2 separate regions of the Homo sapiens genome follow, and region 1 is linked to region 2. The links are chromatin loops, found by intact Hi-C in ENCODE. Cell type or tissue: OCI-LY7. All regions are shown on one strand. Each heading gives the region's core, and the rest is flanking DNA. Links, peaks and the distances in the headings are about the cores only.

The links. A loop is a pair of places that touch in the nucleus more often than their neighbours do. Peaks named below come from ENCODE experiments on the same cell type or tissue, not always from the same donor. Only the 100,000 strongest peaks of a DNase experiment are listed, where the experiment ranks them.
Region 1: a loop joins it to region 2, with 2.4 times the contacts of the local background. A loop is called at or near these places in 12 of 110 quality-filtered maps.

Annotation. Positions count from the first base shown.
Region 1 is chr10:32,913,234-32,921,628 of GRCh38, reverse strand. It overlaps ITGB1 (integrin subunit beta 1), which reads left to right. Exons shown (of 16, transcript NM_002211.4): 10 at 1,244-1,384; 11 at 1,545-1,744. Among named protein-coding and RNA genes, the nearest start is that of SNORA86, 16 kb to the right of the region's middle. In OCI-LY7, for the core only: no CTCF peak of the experiment used is centred there; no DNase peak of the experiment used is centred there.
Region 2 is chr10:32,991,675-33,000,069 of GRCh38, reverse strand. All of the region lies in intron 2 of ITGB1-DT (ITGB1 divergent transcript), which reads right to left. Among named protein-coding and RNA genes, the nearest start is that of ITGB1-DT, 13 kb to the right of the region's middle. RefSeq lists an enhancer at 4,195-4,695. In OCI-LY7, for the core only: CTCF peaks have their summits at 3,458 and 3,876; a DNase peak (open chromatin) is centred at 4,169; H3K4me3 peaks cover 1,638 bases; H3K27ac peaks cover 1,979 bases.

The sequences.
Region 1 (8,395 bases), core at 131-8,130, 78 kb after region 2:
ACACCGAGTTAGCCTTCATTAATAATCATTTAAATAATCTGAAGGCGGTTGTAATTTGGTAGGTAACCCTTGTGTGTCTCGTGCACCACTTTCAGCCCCCATCCCCCTAACCCTTTGGCAGCTTGAATTTTAGACATTTTTACTTCATGTCATGGGGGTACCATAACGCTTTGGAAAGGCCAGCCTACCATATGAGGCTTCCCTTTTTTATGGGGTACCATAATGGTTTGGAAAGGCCTGACTTGGAGGGGTTTTTATAAAGGTTTTTAATATTTTACTTGTTCCACAGCTTTTCCCATTCTCCCCTGTCTTAGATAATTTTCCTAACTCTTGTTCTTTCAGGGGTGTGAACAAGAGATAGCTTGCCATTGTACCCTTCTCCATTTGTCCTGAATAGTCTCATATGTTAAACAAGCCCTGGCTTGAATCCTTCCTTCTTGGGGGATTTTGTTTTTTTTTTTTTTTGGCTGGGCTACAATGGTTCCTTAAGCAAATTTGTTCCTAGACTGCATAGTTGATTGTTTACCCTAGTCCATAGTTAGCTGGAGAGGTAGGACTACAGAAATGCCATTTTGCCGATGGGGAAGACAGCATTTATTTCGTTTTTTTTTGGGGGGTTTCTGTTTTTGTTTTTGTTTTTGTTTTTTAGATGGAGTCGCACTCTGTTGCTCAGGCTGGAGTGCAGTGGTGTGATCTTGGCTCACTGCAACCCCTGCCTCCCGGGTTCAGGCGATTCTTCTGTCTCAGCCTCCCGAGTAGCTGGGATTACAGGTGCACACTGCCATGCTTGGATAAATTTTTTTTTTTTTTTGTATTTTAGCGGAGATGGGGTTTCACTGTGTTGGCCAGGCTGGTCTCCAACTCCTGAGCTCAGGCAGTCCACCTACCTTGGCCTCCCAAAGTGCTGGGATTACAGGTGTGAGCTACCACACCCGGCCTATTCCACATTTTTAAGACTCCTCCTAATTAGTAACAGCCCTCTGCACTGTGTGATCCTGAGTATTTTAACTCAGTGATTAAAACAGGAATACTCTTTTCAATTGTGTATTTTATTTTAAAGATTTGATCCTTATTAATTAAAACCTGTTTCTCTGGCCTCTGTGTTTTCTAGTTACTCAATTGGATTTGGCTTGTAGATACTTTATTGAAATATATTTTTTTCTGAGCAGTTTATCCATTGGTTTTATGCATTCAAGTAGCATTTTGTTTGACTTTTCCTGTGTATAATTAGGCATTCTTTTAGTCCCTTTCCTCAGAAGTCATTTTGGAAAACGGCAAATTGTCAGAAGGCGTAACAATAAGTTACAAATCTTACTGCAAGAACGGGGTGAATGGAACAGGGGAAAATGGAAGAAAATGTTCCAATATTTCCATTGGAGATGAGGTATGTTGTATAAAGCATTTTCTGTAGAAAACATTGGTTATTTATAAGCAAATTTAGTTTATAGTTTGAGAAACATTAAAATAAGTGAGCAACTTTTTGAAATATTTTTTAGTAGATTTAAATTGTTTAGTTGGTTGTTAATCTTTTTTTTCCCTTCAAGGTTCAATTTGAAATTAGCATAACTTCAAATAAGTGTCCAAAAAAGGATTCTGACAGCTTTAAAATTAGGCCTCTGGGCTTTACGGAGGAAGTAGAGGTTATTCTTCAGTACATCTGTGAATGTGAATGCCAAAGCGAAGGCATCCCTGAAAGTCCCAAGTGTCATGAAGGAAATGGGACATTTGAGTGTGGCGCGTGCAGGTAAGCTGGGTGTTGTCAGACAGTGACAGAGCTACATTGGTTTAGAGAGTATAGGCAGGTCATATTTTGGGACATCCAGAGAATATCTCTCTATTTGGAGCAAATTATTTTTTCCAACCACGGTTGCTCACCACAAGATCAGTTTGATGATCTTGTGTGTGATATTTATAGAAAGTTCCTTCCTGCCTTTTTTTCTTAAAGTGATTACTCTTTAAAATAAAAGATTTTATAGCCATGAAAGAAGTATATTCAACAAATTGTTAAGGTAGCGTTTCTCTCATGTGAGAGCAATCAATTTTCTAGAACAAAATAAGCTTGTGTAAAATAACGTTTATAGGAAAATGTTTTGGAAAAACATCAAACCGATGATGGCGATTTCGTCTGGGAAATGGAATTATGAAGCAGTAGAAGATGTTTGTCTTGTACTACATGTACTTCTGCATTGTTGGAATAATTTTTAAAAAATAAATATGTGTTGTAAAATACAAAAGAGAAAATGGTATTTTCAGTATGTAGAATCTAGTACTAAGAAAACTAACAAAATTACTTCAGATTTTATTTTCACACTGTGGTTACTTTTTGTAATTGAAAATGAAAAACTGAGTATACATTGAATACCGCTTTCTCTGTAAAAGAATAGGAAGAGGGAAGAGTGTTTAATCCAGTGTCAGCCCCAAAAGACTAGGCTTAGAAGGCTATTGACTATGAAAGAAATATATGGCTTTAGCTCACTATCAATTTTTAATTGTCTGTGCTAAGTAACAATTTAAATGTTAGAGTTTCTTTATCTTCCATGTTGTACATATCCTGTTTTAATCATGCAGGTCCATTTTTAGTAAAATGTCATTTAACCAAAAAGATTATCTTGAAAATACTTTGCCTTTCTTTCCTTTATATTTTTACCAGATACAGAATCAGTGCAGTCAGTGTCCATGAGCATTATGTGTTCTAAAAATACACAGGGAACCTGAAAAGTCTGCACATGTAGGATATATTTATTTTTAAATAGTATACTAGTTATATTTTAAGTGGTATACACAGTATGTTTTTTTTCAACTTCCATACACTTTTTTGCATGTGTTTATTGTATTTTTTTAGGTTAACAGACCATTGCTTTAAATTTAGACAGTTCACCTGGAATAGTAAATGTAATAGCATACCATTTGAAAATGTAACTAACGTGCTCTTTAAAATTAAGTTTATTCTGCCTTTCCACATGTGTCATTCACTATTCATTGCTAGATTACATTTTTGTCTTGACCAAAATGGTTACTTTCCTGAAGAAATTTTTTTCCTAGACTCTTGCATATATTCCATATGAACTTGAGTGGCTGGAATGTACATGTGCGCCTGTGTATGTTTGTCCCTGCTTGCACATGTGTGTACACTTTACTACACGACTGTGACTTGTGGCATGGACACTCCCACCTAACAGATTAGGAGCTTGAAGAGATTTTTTATAGTTTTATTTTCTTTCCCAGTTTTTCCCTTTTAAATTATTATTATTATTATTCCCTCCAAGATGATTCTTCTTCTTTTTTATTATACTTTAATTTCTAGGGTACATGTGCAAAACGTGCAGGTTTGTTCCATATGTATACATGTGACATGTTGGTGTGCTGCACCCATTAACTCGTCATTTACATTAGGTATATCTCCTAATGCTATCCCTGCCCCCTACCCCCACCTTATGACAGGCCCCAGTGTGTGATGTTCCCCACCCTGTGTCCAAGTGTTCTCATTGTTCAGTTCCCACCTATGAGTGAGAAGGTGCAGTGTTTGGTTTTCTGTCCTTGCGATAGTTTTCTCAGAATGATGGTTTCCAGCTTCATCCATGTCCCTACAAAGGACGTGAACTCATCATTTTTTATGGCTGCATAGTATTCCATGTTGTATATGTGCCACATTTTCTTAATCCAGTCTATCATTGATGGACATTTGGGTTGGTTCCAAGTCTTTGCTATTGTGAATAGTGCCGCAGTAAACATACGTGTGCACGTGTCTTTATAGCAGCATGATTTATAATTCTTTGGGTATATACCCAGTAATGGGATGGCTGGGTCAAATGGTATTTCTAGTCCTAGATCCTTGAGGAATCGCTACACTGTCTTCCACAATGGTTGAACTAGTTTACAGTCCCACCAGCAGTGTAAAAGTGTACCTATTTCTCCACATCCTCTCCAGCACCTGTTGTTTTCCTGACTTTTTAATGATCGCCATTCTAACTGGTGTGAGATGGTATCTCATTGTGGTTTTGATTTGCATTTCTCTGATGGCCAGTGATGATGAGCATTTTTTCATGTGTCTGTTGGCTGCATAAATGTCTCCTTTTGAGAAGTGTCTGTTCATATCCTTCTCCCACTTTTTGGTGGGGTTGTTTGATTTTTTCTTGTAAATTTGTTGGAGTTCTTTGTAGATTCTGGATATTAGCCCTTTGTCAGATGGGTAGATTGTAAAAATTGTGTCCCATTCTGTAGGTTGCCTGTTCACTCTGATGGCAGTTTCTTTTGCTGTGCAGAAGCTCTTTAGTTTAATTAGATCCCATTTGTCAATTTTGGCTTTTGTTGCCATTGCTTTTGGTGTTTTAGTCATGAAGTCCTTGCCTATGCCTATGTCCTGAATGGTATTGCCTAGATTTTCTTCTGAGGTTTTTATGGTTTTAGGTCTGACATCTAAGTCTTTAATCCATCTTGAATTAATTTTTGTATAAGGTGTAAGGAAGGGATCCAGTTTCAGCTTTCTCCATATGGCTAGCCAGTTTTCCCAGCACCATTTATTAAATAGGGAATCCTTTCCCCATTTCTTGTTTTTGTCAGGTTTGTCAAAGATCAGATGGTTGTAGATGTGTGGTATTATTTCTGAGGGCTCTGTTCTGTTCCATAGGTCTATATCTCTGTTTTGGTACCAGTACCATGCTGTTTTGGTTACTGTAGCCTTGTAGTATAGTTTGAAGTCAGGTAGCGTGATGCCTCCAGCTTTGTTCTTTTGGCTTAGGATTGTCTTGGCAATGCAGGCTCTTTTTTGGTTCCATATGAACTTTAAAGTAGTTTTTTCCAATTCTATGAAGAAAGTCATTGGTAGCTTGATGGGGATGGCATTGAATCTCTAAATTACCTTGGGCAGTATGGCCATTTTCACGATATTGATTCTTCCTATCCATGAGCATGGAATGTTCTTCCATTTGTTTGAGTCCTCTTTTATTTCGTTGAGCAGTGGTTTGTAGTTCTTCTTGAAGAGGTCCTTCACATCCCTTGTAGGTTGTATTCCTAGGTATTTTATTCTCTTTGAAGCAGTTATGAATGGGAGTTCACCCATAATTTGGCTCTCTGTTTGTCTGTTATTGGTGTACAGGAATGCCTGTGATTTTTGCACATTGATTTTTGTATCCTGAGACTTTGCTGAAGTTGCTTATCAGCTTAAGGAGATTTTGGGCTGAGACGATGGGGTTTTCTAAATATACAATCATGTCATCTGCAAACAGGGACAATTTGATTTCCTCTTTTCCTAATTAACTGATGGGCTTCCCTTTGTGGGAATATTGTTATGTGTTATTTCTTTCTCCTGCCTGATTGCCCTGGCCAGAACTTCCAACACTGTGTTGAATAGGAGTGGTGAGAGAGGGCATCCCTGTCTTGTGCCAGTTTTCAAAGGGAATGCTTCCAGTTTTTGCCCATTCAGTATGATATTGGCTGTGGGTTGATCATAAATAGCTCTTATTATTTTGAGACACATCCCATCAATACCTAGTTTATTGAGAGTTTTTAGCATGAAGGGCTGTTGAATTTTGTCGAACACCTTTTCTGCATTTATTGAGATAATCATGTGTTTTTTGTCTTAGGTTCTGTTTATATGATGGATTACGTTTATTGATTGCCTGTGTTGAACCAGTCTTGCCCAGGGATGAAGCCAACTTGATTGTGGTGGATAAGCTTTTTGATGTGCTGCTGGATTTGGTTTGCCAGTATTTTACTGAGGATTTTTGCATCGATGTTCATCAGGGATATTGGTCTAAAATTCTCTTTCTTTGTTGTGTCTCTGCCAGGCTTTGGTATCAGGATGATGCTGGCCTCATAACGTGAGTTAGGGAGGATTCCCTCTTTTTCTATTGATTGGAATAGTTTCAGAAGGAATGGTACCAGCTTCTGTTTGTACCTCTGGTAGAATTCGGCTGTGAATCCGTCTGGTCTTGGACTTTTTTTGGTTGGTAGGCTATTAATTATTGCCTCCATTTGAGAGCCTGTTATTGGTCTATTCAGTGATTCAACTTCTTCCTGGTTTAGTCTTGGGAGGGTGTATTTGTCCAGGAATTTATCCATTTCTTCTAGATTTTCCAGTTAATTTGCATAGTGGTGTTTATAGTATTCTCTGATGGTAGTTTGTATTTCTGTTGGATCGGTGGTGATATCCCCTTTATCATTTTTTATTGCATCTATTTGATTCTTCTCTTTTCTTCTTTATTAGTCTTGCTAGCGGTCTGTCAATTTTGTTGATCATTTCAAAAAACCAGCTCCTGGATTCATTGATTTTTTGAAGGGCTTTTTATGTCTCTATCTCCTTCAGTTCTGCTCTGATCTTAGTTATTTCTTGCCTTCTGCTAGCTTTTGAATGTGTTTGCTCTTGCTTCTCTAGTTCTTTTAATTGTGATGTTAGGGTGTCCATTTTAGATCTTTCCTGCTTTCTCTTGTGGGCATTTAGTGCTATAAATTTCCCTCTACACACTGCTTTAAATGTGTCCCAGAGATTCTGGTATGTTGTGTCTTTGTTCTCACTGGTTTCAAAGAACATCTTTATTTCTGCCTTCATTTTGTTATGTATCCAGTAGTCATTCAGGAGCAGGTCATTTAGTTTCCATGCAGTTGAGCAGTTTTGAGTGAGTTTCTTAATCTTGAGTTCTAGCTTGATTGCACTGTGGTCTGAGAGACAGTTTGTTATAATTTCTGTTATTTTACATTTGCTGAGGAGTGCTTTGCTTCCAATTATGTAGTCAGTTTTGCAATAAGTGCGGTGTGGGGCTGAGAAGAATGTATATTCTGTTGTTTTGGGATGGAGAGTTCTGTAGATGTCTATTAGGTCCACTTGGTGCAGAGCTGAGTTCAGTTCCTGGATATCCTTGTTAACTTTCTGTCTCGTTGGTCTGTCTAATGTTGACAATGTGGTGTTAAAGTCTCCCATTATTATTGTGTGGGAGTCTAAGTCTCTTTCTAGGTCTCTCAGGACCTGCTTTATGAATCTGGGTGCTCCTGCATTGGGTGCATATATATTTAGGATAGTCAGCTCTTCCTGTTGAATTGATCCCTTTACCATTATGTAATGGCGTTCTTTGTCCCTTTTGATCTTTGTTGGTTTAAAGTCTGTTTTTTCAGAGACTAGGTTTGCAACCACTGCCTTTTTTTGTTTTCCATTTGCTTGGTAGATCTTCCTTCATCCCTTTATTTTGAGCCTGTGTTTGTCTCTGCACGTGAGATGGGTCTCCTGAATACAGCACACTGATGGGTCTTGACTCTTTATCCAATTTGCCAGTCTGTGTCTTTTAATTGGAGCATTTTGCCCATTTACATTTAAGGTTAATATTGTTATGTGTGAATTTGATCCTGTCATTATGATGTTAGCTGGTTATTTTGCTCATTAGCTGATGCAGTTTCTTCCTAGCATCGATGGTCTTTACAATTTGGCATGTTTTTGCAGTGGCTGGTACCAGTTGTTCCTTTCCATGTTTAGTGCTTCCTTCAGGAGCTCTTGTAAGGCAGGCCTGGTGGTGACACAATCTCTCAGCATTTGCTTGTCTGTAAAGGATTTTATTTCTCTTTCACTTAAAGCTTAGTTTGGCTTAATATGAAATTCTGGGTTGAAAATTCTTTTCTTTAAGAATGTTAAATATTGGCCCCCACTCTCTTCTGGCTTGTAGAGTTTCTGCCGAGAGATCTGCTGCTAGTCTGATGGGCTTCCCTTTGTGGGTAACCCAACCTTTCTCTCTGGCTGCCCTTAACATTTTTTCCTTCATTTCAACTTTGGTGAATCTGACAATCATGTGTCTTGGAGTTGCTCTTCTCAAGGAGTATCTTTGTGGCTTTCTCTGTATTTCCTGAATTTGAATGTTGGCCTGCCTTGCTAGGTTGGGGAAGTTCTCCTGGATAATATCCTGAAAAATGTTTTCCAACTTGGTTCCATTCTCCCTGTCACTTTCTGGTACACCAATCAGACATCGATTTGGTCTTTTCACATAGTCCCATATTTCTTGGAGGCTTTGTTCGTTTCTTTTTACTCTTTTTTTTCTCTAAACTTCTCACTTCATTTCATTCATTTGATCTTCAATCACTGATATCCTTTCTTCCACTGGATCGAATCGGCTACTGAAGCTTGTGCATGCATCACATGGTTCTCATGCCATGGTTTTCCGCTCCATCAGGTCATTTAAGGTCTTCTCTACGCTCTTTATTCTAATTAGCCATTCGTCTAGTCTTTTTTCAAGGTTTTTAGCTTCTTTGCGATGGGTTTGAATATCCTCCTTTAGCTCGGACAAGTTTGTTATTACCGATTATCTGAAGCCTTCTTCTCTCAACTTGTCAAAGTCATTCTCCGTCCGGCTTTGTTCCGTTGCTGGTGAGGAGGTGCATTTCTTTGGAGGAGAAGAGGTGCTCAAATTTTAGAATT
Region 2 (8,395 bases), core at 135-8,134:
AAGAAATCATAGATGACACAAACAAATGGGAAAACATTTCATGCTCATAGATTGGAAGAATCAATATTGTTAAAATGGCCATACTGCTCAAAGCAGTCTACAGATTCAATGCTATTCCTTTCAAACTACCAACATCATTTTTCACAGAATTAGGAAAAACTATTCTAAAATGCATATGCAACCAAAAAGAGCATGAATAGCCAAAGCTGTTCTAAGCAAAAAGAACAAAGCTAGAGACATTCATTACTGTACTTCAAACTATACTGTAAGGCTGCAATAACCAAAACAGCATGGTATTGGTACAAAAACAGACATATACACTAATGGAACTCAATAAAGAACTCAGACATAAAGCCACACATCTACAGCCATCTGACCTTTGACAAAGTTGACAAAAATAAGCAATGGGGAAAGAACTCCCTATTCAATAAATGGTGCTGGGATAACTGGCTAGCTATATGCAGAAGAATAAAACTGGACTCCTACCTTTCACCATATACAAAAATTAACTCAAGGTGGATTAAAGACTTAAATGTTTGTGACCTCACACTGTAAGAAATGTAGAAGAAAACCTAGGAAACACCATTCTGGACATCAGCCTTGGGAAAGAATTTATGACTAAATCCTGAAAAGCAAATGCAACAAAAACAAAAATTGACAAGTGGGACTTAATTAAACTAACAAGCTTCTACACAGCAAAAGAAATTATTAACGGATTTCTCCCAAATGGGAGAAAATATTTGCAAACTATGCATCCAACAAAGGCCTAATATCCAGAATCTATAAGGAACTTAAACAACTTAACAAACAAAAAACAAATAACCGCATTTAAAAATGGGCAAAAGACATGAACCATTTTCAAAAGAAGACATACAAGCAGCCAACAAACATGTAACAAAATGCTCCACATCACTAATCATCAGATAAATGCAAATCAAAACCACAATGAGATATCATCTCACATCAGTCAGAATGGCTATTATGAAAAAGTAAAAAAAAACACAACAGATATGGGTAAGGCTGTGGAGAAACAGGACTCCTTTACACTGTTGGTGGGAATGTAAATGAGTTCAGGCACTATGGAAAGCAGTTTGGAGACTTCTTAAAAAACTTAGAACTACTATTCAACACAGCAATCTCATTACTGGGTATATATCCAGAAAAAAAGCAAATCAATGCAAGAATAGAAAAACCAAATACCACATATTCTCACTTATAAGTGGGAGCTAAAAGTTGGATACTCATGGACATAAAAATGGCAACAATAGAAACTAGAGACTATTAGAAGTGGTAGGCAAAGACAGGGGGTAAGGATTGGCTAACTAACTATTGGATACTATGCTTAGTACCTGGGTGACAGGATCTTTCATACCCCAAACTTCAGCATCATGCAACATACCCAGGTAACAAACCTGCACATGTACCTCCTGAACCTAGAATAAAAGTTGATTTTTTGGCCAGGCGCAGTGGCTCATGCCTGTAATCCCAGCACTTTGGGAGGGCAAGGAGGGTGGATCACCTGAGGTGAGGAGTGCAAGATCAGCCTGACTGACGTGGAGAAACCCCGTACCTACTAAAAATACAAACATTAGCCGGGCGTGGTGGCACATGCCTGTAATACCAGCTACTCAAGAGGCTGAGGCAGGAGAATTGCTTAAACCCAGGAGGCAGAGGTTACAGTGAGCTGAGATTACGCCATTGCACTTCAGCCTGGGCAACAAGAGTGAAACTCCATCTCAAAAAAAATAAAAAATAAAAACAAGTTTGTCTTTTAAAAAGTGGGAGTAGGGCCATTAGAGGTGATTGGGTCATGAGGGCTCCTCCCTCATGAATGGGATAAAGGCCCTTATAAAGGAGACTTCAGGCAGCATTCAGCTCTCTTGCTCTCCCACCTTCCACCATGTGAGGACACAGCATTCTTCCCCACTGGAGGATGTGGCAACAAGGCTCCATCTTGGAGGCCGAGAGCAGCCTTCATCAGACAACAAACTTGCCGGCGCCTCGATCTTGAATTTCCTAGCCCCTGGAACTGTGAGAAAATAAATTTCTGTTCTTCACAAATGCCCCAATGTGTGGTATTTTGTTATAGCAGTACAAACAGCCTGAGACAAGCCCTGAGTTCATTTGCCAACCAAATGCAGGAAAAGAAAAGATGAGTGAGATGGAGTCAACCATGAGTTCTTCCCTTTTAACACCCATAAGCTTCTTCCCTGTGGGGAAGGCCCTGGTTAAACGCAGGCTTGCATGAGGGAACATGACAGAAATTTCTCCTCTCCTACCATTATTTTTTGGTGTTTTTTGTTCTTTTTGAGACAGTCTTGCTCTGTCACCTAGGCTGTACTGCAGTGGTACAATCATGGCTAACAGCAGCCTTGGCCTCCCTGGCTCAAGCAATTCTCCTCCAACCTCGGCCTTCCAAGTTGCTGGCACTACAGGCATGCACCATTACGCCCAGCTAATTTATTTTTATTTTTTGTAGAGATGGGGTATCACTATATTTCCCAGGCTGGCCTCAAACTCCTGGCTCAAGCAACCCTCCTTCCCTGGACTCCCAAAATACTGGGATTACAGGCATGAGCCACTATTTCTGGCCTCCTACTATTGTTTATTTCATTTCTCCCCTCTTGATTTATCTTTCATTAAACCAGTTTTCATATCTTCTTCTTTTGTGTTTTTTTAATGGACTAGACAGCTCTATGTATTCACTCTACCAGTAGATTATTTTATGTGTATATATATATATATATATATATATATATATATATTTTTTTTTTTTTTGAGACAGATCTCGCTCTGTCACCCAGACTAGAGTTCAGTGGTGTGATCTCGGCTCACTGCAACCTCCACCTCCCAGGTTCAAGCAATTCGGTTGCCTCAGCCTCCTGAGTAGCTGGGATTACAGGCATGCACCACCAGGCCCAGCTAATTTTTGTATTTTTGAGACCGGGTTTCACCATGTTCGTCAGGCTGGTCTTGAACTCCTGACCTCGGGATCTGCCCACCTCAGCCTCCCAAAGTGCTGGGATTACAGATGTGAGCCACCACGCCCAGCCTATTATTATATTTTAACAAAGAAATGTGATTGGGACCTTTTGCAAGCTTTTACTTTTTCCTCCCTCCCTCTCTCCTGCCTCAAGGTTTTAGTGAATAATCTGCCTAATTTTTCAGATGCTCAAAAAATTATTTTCTTATACCTCTTCTTTTTCAAGATTATTTTTAATTGCATCACACTTCACTTATGAAAATTTATTTAGATTTAATTCTATGTTTCATTGAAGTTTTACTAGTTACTACTCTCCTGTATATTGTGGGTTTTTTCTTTTTTGTCATTTTTACTCTGTTTTTATTTAACTAGAGTATTTTCACAAGTAATTATCCAAAAAGTGCACATCATTGCTATACATTTACTTCTGAATCCCTGAATATCTAGGATGGTGAGTTAGACTCCTTTGCTTTGTTAACTTGCCACTATGGTTAAGTCTCAGAGCCTTCACAGTTCTTAACATTAGAAATGGGCTTTTGAAAAATAAGGCCATCATAAATTGGTGAACTTTTTCAATCTGCAGACACAGCCCTTTTTTCAGCTCTGGGGAAGTATTTTCTACTATTCACTGATTGTTTGTTCTTCATTGCATTTTTTTCTTGCATTTACAACTCCCGTTATTTTTAGATTGGACTTCCAAATCTGTTCTCCAAGATACTTATCCTTTCTCATGACCTCTCTCTTATGTGCACATTCTGTCAATATCATTCAGTGTTTGGAATTGTCTATTATATTATTCACTGTTGTTATTTAGATTTATATTTTGAAAATTATGGTTTAAGTTTTTTTCCAAAGAATTATTTCAGAGTATTTCTTTTTCATGAAAGACATTTTTAAAAGTGATCTCTCCAACCATTGTGAATCTGAATTAGAATATTTCTTCTAAACTCTCTCCTGGTTCCTGTTTCAGAAAGGTTCATTTGTTCTAAGTGGTCAATCTGGTGCCCTCCTTTTCACCAGACGGTTCTACCCATCTGTGGTTTGTTATTATTGTCTAGCTTATTTAGTATTATTAGCTGGAACAAGTTTCTTAAGTTCTTGCAGAGCTCTGGCTCTGGGATTTCCCCAAAGGAAATGGTCTGAGAGTTGATAAACAAGAGGGCTTGAGCTTTTTCTCAGCGGGGCTAGGGCTGAGGACACACAGCAGGTGAACAGGGCTCCTCTTCCGGTTGTGCTAATTCCTCTCCATCAAGGCAGGCAGCAGTGGGTCAGAGTGACAAGTCTCACTGAATCTGCTCCTCTGACTGCCTGAGGAGATTTGGGGCAGTGAGAGGACCCCCTCAAACAAGGCTTCTGACCACGGAGTCCACGGGCTTCCCCAGGAAAGGTGAGCAAGAGCACATGGTCTTTCCTGTAATGTGATTTCCACTCTACACCCTCTGTATTCATTTTCTCTTGCTGTGTAACAAAGTACCACAACTTAATGGCTTAAATCAGCACGCATTTGTTATCTCATGGTTCCCACGGTCCAGGAGTCCAGGTACAGCTGGATCCCCTGCAAGGCTACAATCAGTGTTGGCCGTAGCTACAGTTCTCATATGGAGCTCCAGGTCCTCTTCCAAGCTCATTTGGGTGTCTGGCAGAATTCACTTCCTTGCGACTGTATGACCGAGATCCCTGTGTTCTTGCTAGGAACTACCCTCAGTTCTTAAAGGCCACTTGCAGTCTCTTGCCACATGGCCTTCAAAGGCAGTTCATTTGCTCTTTTCCAGGTCAGCAGAAGCAAATCTCTGACTTCTAACTTTCTTCCAATCTGCTCCATGGGAGTCTCATAAAATGTGATGCAATGAAGGGAGTGATTATGCCACCACCATGTGCCACATGATGCAGTCTAATTAATGGAGCAATTATCCCGTGATAGTCAAAGATTCCCTCCACACTCCCGCATTTCCTCCACAAATAAGCTATGTACATCTGGGGTTGGGAGTTGGGACCCGCTTAGAATTTTGCCTTCCACGCTTGTACACTGTTGATGAGAGTGTAAATTAGTTCAACCATTGTGGAAGACAGTGTGGCGATTCCTCAAAGACCTAAAAACAGAAATACCTTTCAACCCAGCAATCCCATTACTGGGTGTATTCCCAAAGGATTATAAACCATCCCATCATAAAACACATGCATGCATATGTTCACCACAGGCCTATTCACAACAGCAAAGACATGGAATCAACCTAAATGCACATCAATGGTAGACTGGATAAAGAAAATGTGGTATATATACATCGTGGAATACTATGCAGCCATAAAAAAGAATGAGATAATATCCTTTGCAGGAACATGGATGGAGCTGGAGGCCATCATCCTTAGCAAACTAATGCAGGACCATAAAACCAAATACTGCATGTTGTCACTTATAAGTAGGAACTAAATGAGAACACATGGACACATAGAGGGTGACAATACACACTGGAGCCTATCAGAGGGTGGAGAGTGGGAGGAGGTAGAGGATCAGGAAAAATAACTAATGGATACTACCTGGGTGATGAAATAATCTGTAAAACAAACCCCTATGACACAAAGTTTATCTATATAACAAACCTGCTCATGTACCCCTGGACTTAAAAGTTAAATTAAAAAAAAAAAAAAAGAATTTTGCCTTCCACAATCTCAGAAGTATAAGAATACCTTTTAGTTTCCAGTGGCAGATAGAATTTCTCCTTCTATGTTTGTTGAGTTGCTTTAATAAAGAACTAGTGGGGGAGGGCAGATAGAATTTCTCCTTCTATGTTTGTTGAGTTGCTTTAATAAAGAACTGGTAGGGGAGGGGGATGGTGGGGAGGCAGAATATCAAAGGTGTATGTTTAAGATACCACATTTAGGCTGGGCGCGGTGGCTCAAGTCTGTAATCTCAGCACTTTGGGAGGTTGAGGTGGGTGGATCATGAGATCAGGAGTTCGAGACCAGCCTGGCCAACATGGTGAAACCCTGTCTCTACTAAAAATACAAAAATTAGCCAGGTGTGGTGGCGCATGCCTGTAATCCCAGCTACTCAGGAGGCTGAGGCAGGAGAATCACTTGAACCCAGGAGGCGGAGGTTGCAGTATGCCGGGATTAAGCCACTGCACCCCAGCCTGGGAGACAAAGCAAGTGTCTCAAAAAAGAAAGCAAGACTCAAAGCAAGTGTCTCAAAAAAAAAAAAAAAGATACCACATTTAATTGCTCAAATAATTAAACTTTCACCTTAATGAATTGATCAGCATTTATTAAATGTAAGATAGTACCTTAATGGTTGTTTTCACCATTGCAAAATGTTCTTCAAACAAATGAACCAAATTGATATATAAATAAAACATATATTTGAGGCAGTGTATTTATTTTAATTAATAGAATTTTTTTAGAACAGTTATAGATTAACAGAAAAATTGGTCACAGAGTAAAGAGCGTTCCCATATACCCACTACACACACATACACATCCATAATTTTCCCTATTACTAGCATCTTGAATTAGTATGATGCATTTGTTATAATTAATGAGCCAATATTGATACATTATTATTATTAAAGTCCATAGTTGACTTTAGGATTCACTCCTTGTGTTATGCATTCTGTAAGTTTCGCCAAATGCATAATTATATATATCCATCATTACAGTGTCCTACAGAATAGTTTTAGAACTATATATTTTAATCAAGAAGGTTTTTGTTTTGTTTTGTTTTGTTTTTCTAAGATGAAGTCTCACTCTGTTGCCCAGACTGGAGTGCAGTGGTAGAATCTCAGCTCACTGCAACCTCCGCCTCAAGCAATTCTTCTATCTCAGCCTCCCCAGTAGCTGAGACTACAGGTGCACGCCAGCATGCTCAGCTAATTTTTGTATTTTTAGTAGAGACAGGGTTTTATCATGTTGGCCAAGCTGGTCTGGAACTCCTGGCCTCAAGCAATCTGCCCGCCTCAGCCTCCCAATGTACTGGGATTAGAAGCATAAGCTACTGTGCCTGGCCCCAAGAAGTTTTTTTAGTCTGATGTTTTTCCTGTCATGGGTCATCTGTGTGACCCTTTCAGGCAAATGTGGGTGTCTAGACAGCATGTCATCAGATTTGGGTATAACAGAGCCTTCTGTGACTAAGTAGAGTTGACCTGAGTCCCTACTATTCAAAATTGGTTATTAGGGAGGATGTGGTTCAATCTGCTTAAGAAGAATGCAGTCTCTGGGGAAGGAATTTTAAAACAGAGTAATTTTGGTCCAAACTAAGGCCCAGTGGCATAAAAGAAATGTGAGTTTCCAGAAATAAAATTATCCTGAGGTGCTCTGGAAAAGACACTGTAGAGAGAAGACAAGCAACAGACTGGGAGAAAAGTAATTGCAAAGACCTATCTGATAAAGGACTGCTATCCAAAATATGTATACAAGGAACTCTTGGAACTCAACAATAAGAAAACAAACAACCTGATATGGTTTGGCTGTGTCCCCACCCAAATCTTATCTTGAATTGTAGCTCCCATAATTCCCACATGTTGTGGGAGGGACCCAGTGGGAGGTAATTGAATCATGGGAGTAAGTCTTTCCTGTGCTGCTCTCAAGATAGTGAATAAATCTCACAAGAGCTAATGGTTTTATAAAGGGGAGTTTCTGTGCACACACTCTCCTGCCTGCTGCCACGTAAGACGTGCCTTTTGCCTGCCGCCATGTAATATGTGCCTTTGCTCCTCCTTCGCCTTCTGCCATGATTGTGAGGTCTCCCCAGCCATGCTGAACTGTGAGTCAATTAAACTTTTTTCCTTTACAAATTACCCAGTGTCGGGTATGTTTTTATTAGCACGTGAGAATGGACTAATAGACAACTTAGTTAAAAAAGTAGGCAAAAGATCCAAATAGATACCTCACCGTAAAAGATATGTAGAAGGCCAATAAACATATTAAAGATGCTTAACATCAAATTTTGTTAGTCAATTGCCAAAAACAATAGTGAGATACCATTATATACACTTATTAGAATGACCAAAACTCAGAATACAGATAACTCTAAATGCTGGTAAGGATGTGAAGCAGCAGGAACTTTCATTCCTTGCTGGTAGGAATACAAAATGGTACAGCCGCTTTGGAAGACAGTTTGGAAGTTTCTTAGAAAACTAAACATACTCTTACCATACATTCCAGCAATTGCACTCCTTGGAATTTACCCAAATAAGTTTAAAATTTAGGTCCACAAACACCAAAAAAAAGAGTTATCAAGCTGGGTGCAGTGGCTCATGCCTGTAATCACAGCACTTTGGGAAGATGAGATGGGTGAATCACTTGAGGCCAGGAGTTCAAGACCAGCCTGGCCAACATGGTGAAACCCCATCTCTACTAAAAATACAAAAATTAGCCAGGCGTTGTGGTGCACGCCTGTAGTCCCAGCTACTCAGGAGG